Linked DNA regions of Homo sapiens: region 2 is linked to region 1. A link is an interaction called in ENCODE POLR2A ChIA-PET data of the cell type or tissue named here. Cell type or tissue: PC-9. All regions are shown on one strand.

Region 1 (5,000 bases):
GTGATCCTCCCACCTCAGCCTCCTGGTTAGCTGGGATTATAGGCATGTGCCACCATACCAGGCTAATTTTTGTATTTTTTTTTTTTTTTTTTTTTTTTTGTAGAGATGGGGTTTCGCTATGTTGCCAGGGCTGGCCTCAAACTCCTGGGCTCAAAGCAATTGCCCGTCTAGACCACTCAAAGTGCTGAGATTACGGGTGTGAGCCACTGTGTGCCTGGCCAATAAATTCTGAAGAGAAAGATTTTCATCCTTTTTGGCTTTTTTGTTGTTGTTGTTGTTTGAGATGGAGTCTCACTCTGTCACCCAAGCTGGAATGCAGTGGTGCAATTTTGGCTCACTGCAGCCTCAACCTCCCAGGTTCAAGCGATACTCTTGCCTGTGCCTCCCAAGTATCCTTTTTGTTTTCTGATGTAATCCCAGTACTTAGTACAGGGTCTGGCATAGAGAACATGCCCCCGCAAAAGTAGGTATAACATGACCAGAGATCTGGTAATAGCAAAATCCTATAGAACGATTCCTCCCCAGCCCCAGGTAGGACATGCCTGGGTCTGTCCTAACAAGAGTAAGGCTTATCAATTGCATTGTAACTTGTTTATGACTTCCCAGCTCTCCCTCCCTACACACTAACCCCTTCAGGAGGAAGTCTTTGTCCCAATTACCCACCATATCTGCAATGTGTAGTACAAGACACTTACAGACCAGACACAACCTGACTTACACTTCCCCTCCAGGGCTTTCAGTTCAGGGTCTTGGTTTCTGCTTAGGGGCACTCTTGGGTCTCAACTTACAGAGGCCCCGGGCTGGCAGGGGACAGAGGCAGGTGGTGGGTATTTTTAGGCTTGGTTGCCCGGAAGGGGCTCAAAGACAGAAAGTCACCTGGTCTGAGTGATATGGCAGGTCAGCAGGTGGTATTGGGGGCCCTAGTTGGTGCTCCCTGTGGGAGGAAAAAAGCCCTCTCAAGACCTTTACTCAGGTTTTCCAAAATGAAGATAAACACCTACCTTGCTATCTTCCCTCTCACCCCTCCTCCATGCAACTACCCATCCTTTCTTTCTTGGGTTTTGCTCTCTCACCCAGGCTGGGGTGCAATGGTTTGATCATAGTTCATTGCAGCCTCAAACTCCTGGGCTCAAGCAATCCTCCACCTCTGCCTCCCAAGTAGCTAGGACTACATGGGCATACCATCACGCTCAGCTAATTTTCTATTTATTTATTTATTTATTGACAGAGTCTTGCTCTGTTGCCCAGGCTGGAGTGCAGTGGCGCGATCTCGACTCCCTGCAACCTCCCAGGTTCAAGCGATTCTCCTGCCTCAGCCGCCCGAGTAGATGGGATTATAGGCACGCGCCACTACGACCAGCTAATTTTTTTTTGTATTTTTTTAATGGAGACAGAGTTTCACCATGTTGCCCAGGGTGTTCTCAAACTCCTGAGCTCCGGCAATCCGCCCACCTTGGCCTCCCAAAGTGCTAGGATTACAGGCGTGAGCCACTGCACCTGGCCTAATTTTCAATGTTTAATGGTTTTATAGAGACTGGGTCTTGAACTCCTGGCCTCAAGCAATCTTCCTGCCTCTGCCTTCCAAAGTGTTGGGATTACAGATGTGATCAGCATGCCTGGCCTATTCTTTCTAACAAGGCTCAAAGATTCCACCTAAATGTGTCCGCTTTCCCCTCCACTGCCCTGGTTCAGTCTGACTTAACTTCTGGACAATTATAATGGTTTCCCAGGCCCCCAGCCTCACCTTTCCCCCTGCCCACAGGCTAATGAAGAAAGAATGCTTTTCTCAATGACCAGCTCCACCCCTTTGAACTCAACTCAGCAAACAGCTACTCCTATTCTCCCTTCAAGGACCAAATCAGATATCACCTTTTGGTTCCTTCTTTTTTTTTTTGAGACAGAGTCTCGCTCTGTCGCCCAGGCTGGAGTGCAGTGGCGTGATCTCGGCTTACTGAGAGCTCCACCTCCCGGGTTCATGCCATTCTCCTGCCTCAGCCTCTGGAGTAGCTGAGACTACAGGCGCCGGTCACCGTGCCCGCCTAATTTTTTGTATTTTTAGTAGACACGGGGTTTCACCGTGGTCTCGATCTCTGACCTCGTGATCTGCCCGCCTCAGCCTCCCAAAGTGTTGGGATTACAGGCGTGAGCCACCGCTCCTGGCCTATATTTATTTATTTATTTATTTGAAACGGAGTCTTACTCTGTCGCCAGGCTGGAGTGCAGTGGCACGATCTCTGCTCACTGCAACCTCCACCTCCACCTCCCGGATTCAAGCAATTCTCCTGCCTCAGCCTCCCGAGTAGCTGGGACTACAGGCACGCACCACAACACCCAGCTAATTTTTGTATTTTTAGTAGAGACAGGGTTTCACCATGTTGGTCAGGCTGGTCTCGAATTCCTGACCTCAAGTGATCTACCCGCCTCGGCCTCCCAAAGTGTTGGGATTACAGGCATGAGCCACCACACCCAGCCAAAGCCAATCTTTCTTCTAAGCATTTTTTTACAGCGTTCAGAAAGGCTATCATATAAGTTTATAACTGCCTTTTTCACTCAATATGGAAATGATTAGGAATGTGTCAAGAGACTACATTAATATCTATACAATATGCCATTCGTGGCATGGATCTATATAATTTACTTAACCATTCTTCAATGACTTTCAGGTTATTTCCAATTTTCTGTTAGGGAGAAACTAATTAATACAGAATTTGGAGGATAGAGAGGGAGGTGGGGATCAAGAAGGAACCATGCCAGGCACGGTGGCTCACGCTTGTAATCCCAGCACTTTGGGAGGCTGAGGCGGGCGGATCACGAGGTCAGGAGATCGAGACCGTCCTGGCTAACACGGTGAAACCCCGTCTCTACTAAAAATACAAAAAAAAAAAAAAAAAATAGCCGGGCGTGGTGGCAGGCGCCTGTAGTCCCAGCTACTCGGGAGGCTGAGGCAGGAGAATGGCGTAAACCCGGGAGGCGGAGCTTGCAGTGAGCTGAGATCGCGCCACTGCACTCCAGCCTGGGAGACAGAGCGAGACTCCGTCTCAAAAAATAAATAAATAAATAAAAAGTAAAATAAAATAAAATAACGAACTAAAAAAGGGGAATATATGGGTTCACTTAAGGAGTTCAAAGCAGAGCTGGATTTGAGGCCTCACATAGTGTCATTGGGATGCTATTTCTCTTCGTCTCTTGCTCTGTGTGTGTGTGTGTGTGTGTGTGTGTGTGTGTGTGTGTGTGTGTGTGTGTGTTTTGGCCCCATTCCCATGTGGCCTTCCCCCCCCCCCAGTGGCAGAGAGAGCACCTCTTTGCCAAGAATTCCAAGATATGTCCCACAGTCACCTCTGATTGGCCCAGCCTGAGTCACGGTCCCATCTCTGAGCCAATCATTGTAGCCAGGAAATGCAGGGCATCAATTGGCCAGGCCTGGATCACAGGCCCACCCTGGAGCCAGTGGGTGGAGTCAGCCCCTTCAGAACCAAATGTACTGAAAAGGAGGCATGAGTACCTAAAGAAAAATGGGGTGCCATGACCAGAAAAACTGGGAAAGAGTGCTGGGGAAAAAAACTCAGATGTTCTGCCTCTCTGGGATTTTAAGTGGCTCTCCAAGGGTCATCCAGAAGGATGATCAGGGACAGGGCTGAGATGTGACCTCACCCAGAGCAGAGATGGAGGGACCTAGGACAGAGCCATCAGCTCTTTGGGTGGCTCTTTGGAGGCCATTAGCCTGTGCAGTCGTCAACTGCCTCCACCACTGACAGGCTGTGGGATTCTGGGCAAGTCTTGTAAGCCTCAGTAAGCCCCAATTTCTTTTCTTTTCTTTCTTTTTTTTTTTTTTGAGACAGAGTTTCAGTCTTTTCGCCCAGGCTGGAGTGCAGTGGCACGATCTTAGCTCACTGCAACCTCCGCCTTTTGGTTTCAAGCGATTCTCCTACCTCAGCCTCCCAAGTAGCTGGGATTACAGGCGCCCACCACCACTCCCGGTTAATTTTTGTATTTTTAGTAGAGACGGGTTTCACCATGTTGGCCAGGATGGTCTCGAACTCCTGACCTCGTGATCCGCCCGCCTTGGCCTCCCAAAGTGCTAGGATTACAGGCGTGAGCTACCGCACCCGGCCCTCCAATGTCTTCATCTGTAAAATGGGGGTATGAACAGGACCATCCTGTCAGAGCTGCTGTGGGGATCAAACAAAATAACATAAGTAAGGCTGGTAGCACAGGGCCTAGCACATCCTAAGCACTCAATAAGTGTTTCCTCTAATATCTACAATAATAAGCAGAGTAAGAAGGTCTTTTTTGAAATGGCTGTTTATTTAATTTTTTTTGAGATGGACTCTCACTCTGTTGCCCAGGCTGGAGTGCAATGGCATGATCTCAGGTCACTGCAACCTCTGCCTCCCTTCCTCAACTGATTCTCCTGCCTCAGCCTCATGAGTAGCTGGGATTACAGGTACGAGCCACCACACCAGGCTAATCTTTGTATTTTTAGTAGAGATGGGGTTTCACCATGTTGGCCAGGTTGGTCTCAAACTCCTTACTTCGTGATCTGCCCACCTCGGCCTCTCAAAGTGCTGGGATTACAGCTTTGAGCCACCGCTCCCAGCCGAAATCTGAAATTGCTGTTTACAAGTAAAAATGTAAACAGGCCCAATAGGTCAGTTCTGTTTTTGTTGTTGTTTTTTGTTTTTTTTGAAACGGGGTCTCTCTCTGTCTCTCTCTCTGTCGCCCAGGCTGGAGTTCAGTGGCATGATCATGGCTTACTGAAACCTTGAACTCGTGGGCGCAAACAATCCTCCTGCCTTGGCCTCCTAAGTAGCTGAGACTACAGGTACATACCACCAGGCCCAGCTAATTTTTTTTCTTTTTTTTTTTTTTTGTAGAGACAGGGTCTCGCTATGTTGTCTAGGCTGGTTTCAAACTCCTGGCCTCAAGTGAACCTCCTGCTTTGGCCTCTCAAAGTGCTAAGATTAGAGGCATGAGCCACTGTGTCTGGCCAGTAGGCCAGT
Region 2 (5,000 bases), 110 kb before region 1:
TGCCTCTACTAAAAATACAAAAATTAGCCAGATGTGGTGGCAGGCGCCTGTAGTCCCAGCTGCCCGGGAAGCTGAGGCAGGAGAATCACTTGAACCCGGGAGGCAGAGGTTGCAGTGAGCTGAGATCGCGCCACTGCACTCCAGCCTGGGCGATAGGGTGACTCTGTCTCAAAAAAAAAAAAAAAAAAAGAGGCCAGCATGGATCATTTCACTTCCGCAAACAAAATCAATGTCCCCCCTCCTAGATACCAAAAGGTGACCAGCATCATGTCACACTCTATCGGAGCAAGGGGATCATCGGCATTGGTCTAAATCCTTTGTTTCCTGCTACCACAGGTTTCCCAAAGAGCTCCGAGAGACAGCACACAAAAGCAAGCTCCTTGGAAATGAACGAACTGCACCTTCTGCAGGGGCAGGTGGGGGAGCCCCTGCAGAAGATGCCATTCGAGACTCAGGAGCAGCAGTGTCTGGGTGGTAACTTTACGCTGCATATTCAGAGTCATAGTTTCTGCCATGGAAATTGTCCCCAGTGTTGATGATGGAATTAGATACCTTGTTATTTCCTAGGTTCCCAGAAAATACACTGCCTTCCTAAGGTACTGTCACCAAAGCCAGGCGCCAATCAGACGGAGGCCGCCCTCTGCCTCTGTGCCAAGATGTCACCAGACAAAAGACACTAAGGACAGAGTATGGGTGCCCTGGGGGAGAGAGGACATCTGAGTGGACACTGGGTCACAGCCACATTCTTCCCTGGCCTATGTGCTGAGCACAGGATCAACCCTGGGGACAGAAGGAAGACAAAAGCAAGGGGCCCACTAAGAGGCACATGAAAAGGAAAAAAGATCAATACTAATAATTATACCAACAAGGCACGGTGGTTCACGCCTGTAATCCCAGCACTTTGGGAGGCCGACTCGGGCGGATCACCTGAGGTCAGGAGTTTGAGACCAGCCTGACCAACATGGAGAAACCCCGTCTCTACTAAAAATACAAAAAATTAGCCAGGCATGGTGGCGCATGCCTGTAATCCCAGCTACTTGGGAGGCTGAGGCAGAAGAATCGCTTGAACCTGGGAGGCGGAGGTTGCGGTGAGCTGAGATGGCGCCATTGCACTCCAGCCTGGGCAACAAGAGCGAAACTCCGTCTCAAAAAAAAAAAAAAAAAGATCATAACAACTGAAGAAAAGTTCGCAGTGTCCCATTACAAGGCTCAGTGCCATCTCTCAATGATGTCTATCTGGAATGTTCTTCCTCTCCTTTTCTGTCTGAGAAAGCCCTGATCCTTCTTCAAATCCAAGCTTGGTTCTCGTGGTTCTCAGCCTCCTCCTTAAAAATGTTTTTGTTGTTGTTGTTTTGAAACAGGGTCTGGCTCTGTTGCCCAGGCTGGAGTACAGTGGCTCAATCATGGCTCACTGCAGCCTCTACCTCCTTCCACCTCAGCCTCCTGAGTAGCTAGGACTACAGGTGTGTATCACCAGGCCTAGGTAATTTCTTCCAAACAATTTTTATAGAGGCCAGGCATGGTGGCTCATGCCCGTAATCCCAGCACTCTGGGAGGCTGAGGAGGGCAGATCACTTGAGGTCAGGAATTTGAGACCAGCCTGACCAACATGGTGAAACTCCGTCTCTACTAAAAATATAAAAAAATTAGCTGGGCATGGTGGTGGGCACCTATAATCCCAGCTACTTGGGAGACTGAGGCAGGAGAATCACTTGAGCCCGGGAGGTGGAGGTTGCAGTGAGCCAAGATAGCACCACCGCACTCCAGCCTAGGTGACAGAGTGAAGACTCCGTCTCAGAAAAAAAAAAAAAAAAATTATAAAGACAGGGTCTTACCACGTTGCTCAGGCTGGTCTCGAACGCCCGGGTTCAAGCGATCTGCCTGCCTCAGCCTCTCAAAGTGCTGGGATTACAGGTGTGAGTCACCGTGTCTGGCCTAAAATGTTCTTGATACACCATCACCAGATGCCAGGTTCTCTCTCCTTGCTCTGGGCTCTCCCTCACTTTAAACACATCTGTACTATCACAGCCCAGCATGTTACAACTGCCCCTCCTGCCAGACGGTAAGCTTCGTCATCCTCCTACCAAACACTCCTGTGCATCTTGCTGGCACCATCCTGAAAGCTTTACGTACATTAATCATTCTGTCTGACAACCACTCTATGAACTGGTTACTATTATTATCCTCATTTTACATATGAGAACACCAAAGAACAGAGGGGTAAAGTCACGGGCCCAGGGTCACCCAGCTAGTGGGTGGAGCAGTGAAAGCTGGCACCCAGATGGGCTGGCCCAGAGTCTGAGTTTCTCAAAGGCAGCTGCTCGTCTTTTCATCTCCGTCCACAAGCTTGGCTCACAGAAAGTTTGTCAAAACAAAAATTTAACTGAGTAAATATTATGCATAGAAAAAACAAAGCCTGATAGAAAACAAACCAAGATAGACTGACAGAAAACATGCCATTGAGTAGATGAGGGTGCTGGGTTTATGGGCTTTTGTTTTTTCCTTTTCCCTATTTTCCAGATGCTATGTAAAGCGATTATAGTTTTCAAAGGAAGTAGCAGTATAGGCTGAGCCTCTGGGGGCTGCAGCCGGGAAGATGGGGACCTGTGGGACTCAGGCCTGGCCTGGAAGAGCGCAGAGAGGCTACCCCGAGGACGGGCCCACAGGGACGCGGAGGGGTGCGCCCAGGAAGGGCAGAGAGTCAAGAGCATCCAGCACCCATGAGCCTCAGATTGAGGGAGAAAGTCACCAGGGGTGCAGTGAAATCAAAGAAAGATTCCACACACCCCTTCGTCAATGGCCCAGCCTGTGTACCCCCCACCAGAGCCTGGGGCTAGGGGATGCCCCCCACACACCCACGACAGCATGGCCACAGAAACGACAGGCTTGGCTGGCATCCAGCCTTCAGGGTAGGCAGGAGGACGAGATGACGCAATGGAGGGAAGGTGTCTGGGACACAGGCCGACTGTGGGCACACAAACAGTGGCCATTGTTATCACTAGGTGGAAGAAAGGAAATGACAGCCACGGGGCCACATCCTGGAACACTCACGGCATTGCCAACCAGGAAGGCGGGCCAGCAGGGAGAAAGTGCTCACACGTGCTTCCTTCTGTCCCTGCCACCTTGGACCCTGGAGCCTAGGCTCTTCCCAGCACAGCTGCAAGAGGGGGATGGTGGATGAGGGCCCCCCGCATCATGCCTCACTTCATCTCTCCCCCTGGCTTCTCACAGCGTCCTACCCTTGACCTTCCCGTGGGGTAGACAATCACTTTTCCCCACTGATGACCGGCCCCTCCTCCTCCTTACCTGGGCTTCTCCCTGCACCCCCAGGATGCCCAGGTCACCTGACACAGACCGCACCTCGGCTGTGTCAAGCAGCTCTCTCAAACACCACAAGCAGAAAGACAAAGACCCAAGACCTTTGGTGGTGGGGGTTGACAGTGACAATTCTGCCTGTCCAAGCCAGGCAATTTCCAGGTACCAATTTTGGTGCCCCTGCTGAGGGAAGCCAGATATTTCTGGCCGTTTTCCTTATCTCTGCTCACCCATCCTCTGTCAAAACCAAGCTTGCCTGCTGGGTTCATTGAGGGAAGACTGACAGAGAGTGTGCTGGTGTGAGGGTCCCCTGGAGGAGCTGAAGGACGGGAGGAACAAGTATTATTATCCCATCTTCCCATCTCAGAGATCAAGAAACTGAGGCCCAGAGAGGCCCTGAATTGTACATGTTCAAAGGGCAAATTAAGGCCGGGCACAGTGGCTCGTGCCTGTAATTCCAGCATTTTGGGAGGCTGAGGCAGACGGATTGCTTGAGCCCAGGAATTTGAGACCAGCCTGGGGAACATGGCAAAACCCTGTCTCTACAAAATATAAAATAAAATTAGCTGGGCATGGTGGTGTGCGCCTGTGGTCCCAGCTACTCGGGAGGCTAAGGCAAGAGGATTGCTTGATCCTCTTGAGGTCGAGACTGCAGTGAGCCAAGATTGCACTACTGCACTCCAGCCTGGGAGACAGAGCAAGACCCTGCCTCAAAAACAAAACAAAACAAAGGGCAAATTAAAGTTGATGTCCACCAAAAAACAAAAACAAACGGGCTGGGCGCAGTGGCTCACGCCTGTAATCCCAGCACTTTGGGAGGTTAAGGCGGGCGGATCACGAAATCAGGAGATTGAGACCATCCTGGCTAACATGGTGAAACCCCGTCTCTACTAAAAATACAAAAAAAATTAGCTGGGCGTGGTGGCGGGTGCCTGTAGTCCCAGCTATTCGGGAGGCTGAGGCAGGAGAATGGCGTGAACCCGGGAGGCGGAGCTTGCAGTGAGCCGAGATCATGTCACTGCACTCCAGCCTGGGCGAGAGCGAGACTCTGTCTCAAAAAAAAAGAAAGAAAGAAAAACAAACGAAGAAACAAAAAACCTCGAGTGGGAACAGAGGGAGATTGGAGCCAATGGTAGCATCTCTGATGAGTTCCCTGGAAGTGACTACCTGGGTTCATAAAACAGTCAACAGAGAGACCCAAGACCAGTCCCTGTCTCGCCAAGTGCACGGTCCCCTGAGGGAAGGACCCCTAAAGGGGATGACTTTTTAGCTGAACTTTCCAGGAAGAACAGGAGTTTGCCAGCGGGGGAAATGGCGAGAGGCCTTCACAGCAGATGAAGCAGATCAGAACACGGAGGAAGGCAGAGATCAGGGGCTTGCTCAGCCCACCCATGAACGGTGAGCATTTTCACTGGGACTGGACGGCTCGAGAGGGGAAGGTGCTGAGAGGAGGGGCCGTGGTTAGTGCTGTGATCAACGTGAACACAGGTCACCTGGAGCCACTTGTCCAGGGCTGCTATGTCAGTCACGCCCCTCGCCATGCCCAGGGAAGCTCCTCTCATGACGAGGAGCCAAGCCCCGGAAGAAGTGCAGTAGAGGACAAGGGACCAAGAGGGTGGCTCAGAGCGGGTGGTGAGGGAGAACTCAGTCCCAAAAATCTGGTTCCTCCTCAGCTACGAATTCCC

What was found. ChIA-PET counts read pairs that join two places held together with the same protein. Peaks named below come from ENCODE experiments on the same cell type or tissue, not always from the same donor. Only the 100,000 strongest peaks of a DNase experiment are listed, where the experiment ranks them.
Region 2: POLR2A ChIA-PET joins it to region 1 with 5 read pairs; 7 of 35 experiments call an interaction of 5 or more read pairs at or near these places.

Annotation. Positions count from the first base shown.
Region 1 is chr22:38,275,563-38,280,562 of GRCh38, forward strand. No RefSeq gene overlaps it. Among named protein-coding and RNA genes, the nearest start is that of TMEM184B, 5.1 kb to the left of the region's middle. In PC-9, no CTCF peak of the experiment used is centred here; a DNase peak (open chromatin) is centred at 1,889; H3K27ac peaks cover 1,568 bases.
Region 2 is chr22:38,170,026-38,175,025 of GRCh38, forward strand. All of the region lies in intron 1 of PLA2G6 (phospholipase A2 group VI), which reads right to left. Among named protein-coding and RNA genes, the nearest start is that of PLA2G6, 9.3 kb to the right of the region's middle. RefSeq lists an enhancer at 4,085-4,229 and a cis regulatory region at 4,157. In PC-9, no CTCF peak of the experiment used is centred here; a DNase peak (open chromatin) is centred at 2,985.